Linked DNA regions of Mus musculus: region 1 is linked to region 2. The links are chromatin loops, found by intact Hi-C in ENCODE. Cell type or tissue: gastrocnemius. All regions are shown on one strand. Region 1 overlaps Il1rapl2 (interleukin 1 receptor accessory protein-like 2). Region 2 overlaps Il1rapl2 (interleukin 1 receptor accessory protein-like 2).

The links. Hi-C counts contacts between places; a loop is a spot of excess contacts. Peaks named below come from ENCODE experiments on the same cell type or tissue, not always from the same donor. Only the 100,000 strongest peaks of a DNase experiment are listed, where the experiment ranks them.
Region 1: a loop joins it to region 2, with 3 times the contacts of the local background. A loop is called at or near these places in 16 of 42 quality-filtered maps.

Annotation. Positions count from the first base shown.
Region 1 is chrX:137,672,937-137,677,936 of GRCm38, reverse strand. The region is part of intron 2 of Il1rapl2 (interleukin 1 receptor accessory protein-like 2); the gene reads right to left. Among named protein-coding and RNA genes, the nearest start is that of Il1rapl2, 100 kb to the right of the region's middle. In gastrocnemius, no CTCF peak of the experiment used is centred here; no DNase peak of the experiment used is centred here.
Region 2 is chrX:138,168,320-138,173,319 of GRCm38, reverse strand. The region is part of intron 2 of Il1rapl2 (interleukin 1 receptor accessory protein-like 2); the gene reads right to left. Among named protein-coding and RNA genes, the nearest start is that of Tex13a, 39 kb to the left of the region's middle. In gastrocnemius, a CTCF peak has its summit at 2,954 (motif pointing right); no DNase peak of the experiment used is centred here.

The sequences.
Region 1 (5,000 bases), 500 kb after region 2:
AATGATATCAATATTTTATAATATCCTAAACATTAAAGAAGACTGCAGGTGATGATCAGTTAAAGAAAGAAAGGAAAAGAAATTAAAATAAACTGTCCAGTGCTACATTTCAAACATGAATTCACAAAAGGTTTCTTCTGATGACAGAAGTACAACCTATCTTGGGACTCCTATCATGCTCATTATGTATTTAGCAATTAAACATTCTGAGTTAAAAACCATAATAACACTAACAAGGCAGCTGCTGTCTTTTGAGCATCAAGCATTAGAGCAAGATCCGTGTTAGTCTCCTTTCTACAAATTTTCTTCAGGTTTTTATAGTGATTCTTACATAGTTCACAACTGCATCTTATAAAAATCATTACTAACTCAATAATATGCTTCAGATTCAGAGATAGTTATTGTACATATACTATTAAACTCAAATGGGTACATTCTAAAAGTAAGGCCTCTCCTAATTGTCTGTTCATTTATTAATTGTTAGTTTCACAAGATCCAGGATCGCCTAAGATGATAAAGCTCTAGAGGATTTTCTAAATTAGGTTAATTGAGATGGGAAGATTCAGCTTAACTGAGTGATACAACCAATGGCCAAAGGTTCAGGTTTGAATGAAAAGGGAGAAGGGTTCTGAGTACCAGTGATCACCCACTTCAAGCTCATGACCTGACTTCTGTTCGATGGTTTGAAACTTTGTGCTATAAAAAAGATAAAAGCCCTGGAACCTGATAGCAGAAATTGTCAGTGTCATCCATGTGGTACTAGTTTTGTAGAAATGAAAGACAATCCATGGTGTCATGGAGTCATGTTCCTTGATGCTATACAGCCACTGAGTCTAGGTGACACAGTCATTGCAAAGAGATCCAAAAAGGTCATTGACTAAAGTTGTGAAAGGGACACCTAAGTTTCCATGGAGACCCTAGTCTGTTGAAGATAACTGAATTTAGACATACAGATCTAAGAAAGGCAGTAAATGTCCTTAAAGCCCAGATGTTTCCCTGTTTGCTTTTTAGTATATGTACTGATATGTATATATATACATATGAATGATGCAGGTATTAATGGCTATTAATGGGTAAAACTTATCATACAGTAAGAAGATATTTAATATATCCATGATTAAACTATAATGGAGCACAAACAATTCCAAAGTTCTTAACTGTCCATGGTAGTTTCCATGACAGACAAGGAACACAGCTAAAAGGCTTCAGCAGACTTTTAAGATTACTCATTTTTGTTAACTGAGTGACAAAGGAATGCCCCTTTCCCTCTTGCCATGACCTGGCAAAGGATTGTTTGATTCCTATTCATTGTACAAATAAGCCTGAACGTTGACTTTGAACCAGTCATTGTTCATCCTTCCTTCGTCCTCATTCTCCTCACTTTAAAATGGTTTTAAATGTTTTAAGCAAAACAATGCTAATCCTTGAGTGAAATGGGACGGTGGAAGCTGTGTTGGCGCCAATTACAGTGTTAACAGCAGCTTTTTAAGCAAACTGAAGTGTGGAAGGAGCACCACTATGTGAAATCTGAATATAAATCATCCCTACTGGCAAATACATCATATTAAGAAGAGCAATTTGGGAGAGGATACGATGTTGAAACTCTCTACTTGTGATGTCTTATATATAAACAATGTCATAACAATTGTACTTCCATTATCTGGAAATACTTTGCAATAAGATTGAATCATTTGTAGTATCGCCCCCATAAGGTGAAGCTAGATTATGCTCCTCTAATGATTCAAAATGTTAGGGTACTGAAGGAACCTTCACTGAAATTTTCAATCAAGGTGTCTCACTGGTGTAGTGAAAGGCTTTGTTACTAGAAGACATTCTTAGAAGCAGTGATGAAACATATGGAAGAAATTCTTAAATCTCTCCTGCTCTCTCCATCCTTGGTTCCTGTTAGCAATTTACCCTGTGACCTCAGGGCAATTCACTAGTTCCTCCTTGTTCATCTGGCCCTCATGTATAAATCTGGAATGTGAATGGTTATTATCTACTTGACTTTATCTAGTCATTGACCACTATACACTGTCAATGCTAAACAGTAATAACAAAATCTAAATAAGAAGCTGGTATTTCTACTGAGAACCTATCACACTTTGGATCAAAAATCAGTGAGTAACCTGAAAATATAAGCTGCATTTCAGGCCACAATGTATATTTCTCCTTTCCCTGACCCTTCTCTAACATACTATGTGTCTGACTTCCTGTCATCCTATTAGGAATACTAATTATGCTTCCTATAGTTAAGGATCGGTTGGGTTTTAACACTTGAAAGATAATAAAATGATAAAATATTCCCTCTAGGAATGACATTATTGTATGAACAAATTTAATTCTCAGTATACAGGCAAGTGATCGTTTACAGAAAGCCTACTCCTAGACCTAAGGAAGGAAGAAGGAGGGTGTATTAAAAGAACTCCATACTGTCCTGTTCAGAACTATTTGCCCACCCTTTCATTCTCTGCAAGAAAAAAAAAAAAACAGCAATCTGTGTTGGTGTGAATGAGAATGGCCTCCACAGGCCCTGGTATTTAAATACTTAGACCCTAGTTGTTGGGGTCCTCCAGTTTCTGAGGATTTGGAAGTATAGTCTCTTGGGAGGAGATATGTCATGGGGGCAGGCTTTGAGGGGTTAAAGACTCATGTTACTACTAGATGTCTCTGCTTCATGCTTTGCTGTTTAAGCTGGAAGCTTTTGGCTTCCTGCTGCTGCCTCCACGTCTGCTGTTTGTAGCCATGTATCCTTTCCATGACGGATTCTTATACTTCTGGAACCAAAAGTCAAAGCAAAATCTTCCTTCTATAAAGTGCATCGGTCAAGTTGTTTTAGAAAAGTGATAGAAAAGCAACCAATACATAATCTGTCTTCTGTCTTTTTACTAAATGCTCATAATCCCCACATCTTTAATGTAAAGATTCTGCTAAGTTAACCTGAGCAAATGCAGGCAGGTGGCCAACAAGATAAACTCTTACAGCCATTGATCACACTGTTGTATGATCAATTCAGTCTAATCAGCAACACCAAAAGGCAAAATCCTGGACCATGAAGGCAGTAGTTACAATCATTTCAATTACCTTAATGATGAATTTACATCAATGATGCACTTTCTCCTTGTCAATTATTGTACTTTAAACCAAACTTAGGAAAGTGTAGCAGATACAAGCAAAGTAAAGCTACTATGGTATGAAGTAAGTGGGAGAAACCATTATCCTCATCACTCTGCCTATCTTTCTGATCTCTGTGCTTGTTCCTATGCAACTCCAATGAACCCAAGTTTACAAAGCTCAATTGGAAAACAGGTAGATCATGCCTACATTCCCAGTACTCAGAAGACTGAGACATGGGGATTATTGAGATTTTGAAGTCAGCCTGGGCTACATAGTGAGTTTTAAGTTACCCTGAGCTCCATTGCCACACACATGCATGTGTACACACAAATGAAGATGATTTAACCTGAATCCAAACTCTTCATCATCTTTTCCCTTTAAAAAGAATACAAGAGCTCACATATAGAATGCGATTTAACTATAGTGTAGGTATTAATATTAGAGTCAAAGTGTGAGTACTCTACCAACACTTAACCAACAGAGCTCTTCTTGTGTAAGCTAGGTACTCTAAGAGTGCAGGTCAGCTACAAGAGGAAGAAAATGTAGAGGATTGTGCACTGGGGCAGGATTTGGCAGAGATGCTTCAAGTATTGAAGCACACTTCACTTGAAAACAGGGTATGCAAAGAGATCCTTTCTTTTCTATAGAAATGGCCTCTTACGAGAGCATGGCCAGCTCCCTCAGAGAAGTACTTTCAGCCAAACAATTTCCATATAGTGCTTGGCAATTAGCAATTATAAAATTAGGAAACAACCGTACTTGTATTTGGTTGAAATAGCAAAAACAACTTTCCATTAGAGCATTGGAGAAGGCTTGGCAAACTTGTATGTGTATTTCTAGAAAAAAAAATGCAACTCTGCTAGAATTACAAAAAGAGATTTCATCCACTCCCCCACCCATTTATGTAATTATTAACAATGATATTGATAACTTTGAGACATTATAACTTCTGACAGGAAAGCTAAGACATCTAAATACATTCATGGACTTATTTATTTATTTAACAAATACTATTGAGTACACACAACTTATTTTTTTTCCTCCCTAAGGCGTCCGGTGACACTCTTCCAGGACTATATCAGCTGAAACATAACTGTGAAAATAATTGACGTAGAAATAAAAACTTTTGACAAAAGGATCTCTAAGAATGTTTAGAGCAGAGATTCCGGGGTCATATAATTATATTTTATTAACTTGATCTATACAGATACTTTAACGGGGAGAATACTTTGAATATATTCCTTTGATCACTTATATTAGGCATATATTCACCATTGTTCTATTATACACATATAAACACACACAATTTAAAATTTCATAATTGTGTCATCATGATAAGTTACAACAAAGTAAACTTCCCTTGTTTTAAACATATAGCATGTTTTAGTCAAAATATATTACCACACTGATCTGCATACTAAGGTGTAAATGTAGACATATTTTGGCTATTTTATTGTATCATTCTCAACATTTGAGTAAAACAAACTATTTAGATCACAACATGAAATCTGAAGGCAATTCATATACAAAGTATGTAAAAATATTTTGAGACATGTAAACAAAATTGAAATAAGTATGAAACCTTTCTGATGCAAAGATGACAGGGACAATGTCCATTTAGATATTTAATGGTGGCCATTCTGGCCACACAACACAAGAGTTCTTTCCTTCCATCTGTATTCTTCCCCAAGAGGGACATATGTCCTATACATAATTAAGAATGAAGTTGAAAATTCCAAGATGAAAGACAAATCAGCAAAAAGCCCATGTCAGCACTGGCATATCAGAGATACAAATTTTTTTGCCCAAGGGTAGAAACTTAGAAATTGAAGTAAACTCAAGATATCGTGTGGTTAAGCATCTTGCCCTAGGTAAGAGAATCT
Region 2 (5,000 bases):
TCTTTTTTTTTTTTTTTTTTTTTTTTGCTTATAATTCTGTAGGCTGGTCTGTTTCCTTTTTCAGATGTTGGGAACTCTGTAGCCCAGTGTGTTTAATCTTTTAACCTCAGTTGACAGGGAGCTTAAAGCCAGATGCAATGCTCAAATGTAATAACTATCATACTTCAAAGTTTCACTTTCTCTATATGAAGGGTTATTGAACTAGAGTTCAAGGGCACTCAAGGGAAAGGTACCCTAATAGGCTTTAGACTGTTGGCAAAATAATGTGCCTATTCATATAGGCATACTTTTCTTGGGAGATTTTCGACTACACTTCATTACATTGTCAAAGACATGCATTGCCTAAAACTCCATGGTTTCTTTTGCATAATTGCTGTATGGTTTTGCAGATCGAACCCATGGCCTTTTGCAGGTTAATGCAAGTATTCTGAGATTGATTTACACCTAAGCATGTTTTCCTATTTTGACTACCCTGGTTCATATAGGCTTTTATATCAAGCTCCTCAAGTAGTATGTGAAGTATGAGAACAGTAATTGTTTTGCATTAACAAATTTGAGTTCGAAAATAATCTCAAATTGTGTAATTACCATCTTGATAGAAAAAAAATTTTTTTTTCATTTCCCTCTTCAAGTCCTTCAATTTCCACCTCTAACCTCTCTGTTATATATAATATAGATCACTGCAAGCTCAAGCTACATTTCCCAATCTTAGCAGGCTAGTTTTGCCTATAAACTATGAGGCATCATTGCTACTAAAGATAGTAAAAATATTGCTCCTGAATCACAGCAGTCATGCCCAAGAACAATTTGTGACATTACAATTAGCTTTATCACAGAGACCTTGAAAATACACTGAAAATTCACTTCAGTTTGAATACCTCCTGAATCCAATGCATTTAGTTTAATAGATCTATGGTCCTTGGCTTCTTCTTCCTTTGTTCTAGACATCAGTGAAGGAGTATTTATAAATAAGGTATCAAACAGCCAAAACAAACAAACAAACAAACCAGAAATTTAGCAACTAGGGGTAAATAAAATTTCTAATTATCATTCTCTTAATTTTTTGTTTTTAATATTCACAATCCATGATTGCACCATGACCTAATCCAATAGACCTAAAGGTCTTTTCCTATAAGATAAACAAAGGATGCTAGGAATTCTGAAGACTCACCTGATTCCAAATATTATTTTCTCCAGAAAACACACTATGAGAAATTCATTTCTATGAGTTAAGGTATTGTAGCTTTGTATCTTTAGATCATTAGACCACTACTAGATTCTAACAAGGTGGCTTGATTTGTTTTTATTGGATTTCTATTCTTAGCCATTCACTTGAGGGAAAGGAATGGGTGGCATAAAATATAGTACATTTAGTTTTAGATTTGGGAAGAGTGAAACCAACTAAAATGTATAGTGTAAAGTTCAATGCCTAAAAAAAATCAGGTGTTATCCTAGTATTAAGGAACTGAAATCTTAAGATTTGGTAAAAAGCACAGAAAGATGTCAGAGGATCCCAAACAATGGGACAATAGTTCACACATGACTGAATTTTCAAGTGCCACCAGGAATCACAAGTGTAAGTTACGTTGATGCCACAAAGATATTGTAATAGCACATCACACGTCCAGAGTTATTTGCATGCTGAATGGCCATACATATTTGGAAAATAGCTGAAGAGATGCATCTGTGAAGCAGCTGGCAAATGTGTAGGCTATAGTCAAGGAGTTTACATGGTGGAACTGAGTAGTCAACACAGGAGCCCCCAGCGTAGGCTAGCCTGTGAACTTGACCTCATCAACCTAGCATCGGGCCACAGAGACATCCAGCCCTATTCTGTTCACAATTCCAGTGGCAGCTCTGGAAGTAGACCTCCCACTGGGCTTCATCGAAGTGTTTTCCATATAGACTGAATTCTCTCACAGGTGATTCTATAGCTGGGTCTCTCTGATTCATTCATTACAAGTGTGAACAGAGGCACCACAGGCAGGGAAACACTGCTTTCCCCCAACTGGTGAGATTCTGCAGTTGGCAAAGTTTATTACAGAAAAACAGATTGAAAATATAAAAGGCTACCTCCTTAAAGTCTCATGCCTACCACCTTGATTCAGATCTCTGGAAGGTTTTCAAATAATTATTCTTGATTCAGTCTTCTTGGCAGAAAATGCTTTAATATTGAAGTTTTCCAAACCAATTATAACGGAGCAAAGAAAGCCACTAAAAGTTCAGGGCTCTATTTTAATAATTTTATTCCAGTCTGCAAAAACAGGCAAACAGATGTGTGATTGGGAATCTTGATGTGAAGATTCAAAACGAGGGGTGTATGGACTTTATTCATGGATACTGACATCCATGCAGTTTATTTTGCCACAAGAAGAAGCCTAGAGATGTAAACTAGTGAAATCTCCTGCAAAGTACCCTAGGTGACTGCAGCAAGGTAGGTTAGCCATTTTATAATCACATTTCTCACTGCCACACTTACATGCCTTCAAAAACGAAGCCCCGTGAAAATGTATGAATCCTTATAAAAGGATATGATGCCAACATTAACAACTAGAAATACATTTTTAAAGGGGAAAAAAGAACATAGAGTGTAGTTAATTTAGACTCCAACAGCCATGCACATCACAATTCTGTTACAGGTATAGAGGGAAAATTGATATACAGCTGCACATATAATTGCTAATTGTGTATTTTTACCTAAAAATCAAGATTTGCCTCAAAATCCCCATTAAGTAAAATGGGTTCAATGGCCCAAGAGAAACTATGCAAATTCCAGACACTGGTGAGTAGTTTTGTCGCAGTTTATAGCCTCTAGCCTCATGCTAACTGTGTTCAATACAATCTTTTAAAAAAAAAACTAAAAAAAAAAAACCTTTATCAACTCCACCCCATTCATTTTCACCACTATTTCTCTTGAATCAATAGGGTAGTTAGTAATTGGGGGCAATTCAAGAAATTTCCACTAGAGGGAGAGCTGTCCAAGTCTTTGTGTAGCACTTAAGTTTTCCGTGTCTACTTTCTAAAACTAAGAATTTGTTAGAGGTCAAGCACTAAGCACTGGTTGCTGGAGAAGAATCATAGCACAGCTATGAGGATGCCCTGCTGTGGCGACAAAGGTAGCCAAAAATTGAGGATGCAGCAGAGATCATTCTCAAAAGAGAGGGTCAAGAGCATGCATAGACCACATGAGTAGCAGCTGGAAACACATAGCAGTAGCAAGAGAAATTCACTTAATCCTTAGCCTTAGAATAGGCAAATAATACATTAGATGTTGAGATGTTTTACAAGGCTTTTCCCCCTCTCATTTTATTCTCATGGTTACTCAGAAAGAAAGGGACTCAATATTCTTATTTTATTAAAAAGAAAGAAAGAAAAAATGAAAAACCTCTGAGACTTTAAGTGACTAACTCAAGGTCACTTGAGGTACAATGACAGCAGACACCACATTGGGATAAAGTGAACTCCAGAGCTATGGATCTTGATGTCTGTGTGTTTCATGTTCTTCCTCTTATATTCTTTCTCTTTCTAGCTCACAATCCAATAGAAGATTAAATTCTGCTTAGTGGCATCCAAATTGTCATAGGTATGCCCCAGAGTCCACATCTGTCCAATGAGTATAGCCCTTTCAACCTTAGTCATAGCCTCTGCCTGCATAAACACTGTAGGAATAATGGCCATCAAGTAATATATGCCAATTATTTACCTATGAGTCACATATAGTGCTTACAAATTAATGAGTTATTAATAATTTATGCATATCATGTTCCTTCTTGTGATGAGGTCAAAACCTTGGATATACAGTATTTAACCCTTATCAATGTATTTAAAATTAAATATCTAGAGATGATCAACCAAATCTGTGCTATTATAATCTCATCATAGAGATGTGTGCTTATCTTAGTATCTATACCAGTATTATATTTATTAAAAACAATATTATGAACCCTGATCTTAGAAATTTAATGTTAGAATTACATGTTTTCTATTTCTATCTCAGGTCACTCTGCTCCCTAAAGCCAAATTTCTTTTTATTTATAGCCATCACAGAGGACTGTATCTCATGTGGTCATTTCTCCAGAACAAGCAAGTCAAATGCTCCAAAAAGTGATTGACTTGTGCATTTATTGCTAGATCTGTGCCTATTTGCTTCCAGCTTAGACTTGTGGATTTTTCTGTACATTATTTCCTTTAAAATACATTTCTGGCTGGGGAAAAAGGAAACATTGTCTTTTAAACTTCATCTGTGCTTCAATATTCACCAATAGACAGAAGATTTCCTGTTTCAGCTCTGTAAATGCGATGAATGATCACTGCTTTGTGTTTTTGAAAGAATCTTTATATTTTTATGAATTGGATTATATGTTCCATTTTCATGACCCCCTACTATTTATCAATGGGAAAGTTCTGCTGAAATAGAGTCCGTCATCTCATTTCAACCTAGTCATTATGCTTAATAATGGCCTGGCAACCTTTCAATTTCCCTGTCATTACAAGATCTGTGCGATGCTTTGTCAGGATTAACTTTTTGGTTTTTATCTGACAGAGGACTCTGGGTGATATAATGGAAGTGAAGTCACACTGGGCCATTACATCCAACTCCTCAACTCCTGTTTCCATGAAGCCTGATGAGCTCCTGAGAAATAGTCAGTAGCCAGATGCTCTTCTCATATGCAGTGATGTTAACGCTGAGAATGGCCAGTAAATGTGTCCATGGGAGGCAAGATATCAGCACTGCCCACAAACCCTCTGCCAGAGTTGCTACTGTCTACTCAAATCCAGAGTACTTGGCAGTAAACCACTTTCCTGTGCCAGTTCAGCCCCACCACCCATAATTGTTCACAGTTATCTGAGCCAAAAATGTTGGGTGTCATCCATGAATCTTATCTTTTCCTTCCTGCTGACCTTCCCTTTAATCATTACTCCCATAATATATTAAGCCTTGTCATTTCCAATGTAACTCACATATCTTTGAATTTCTTTATTCTCATAGATGCTGAAGT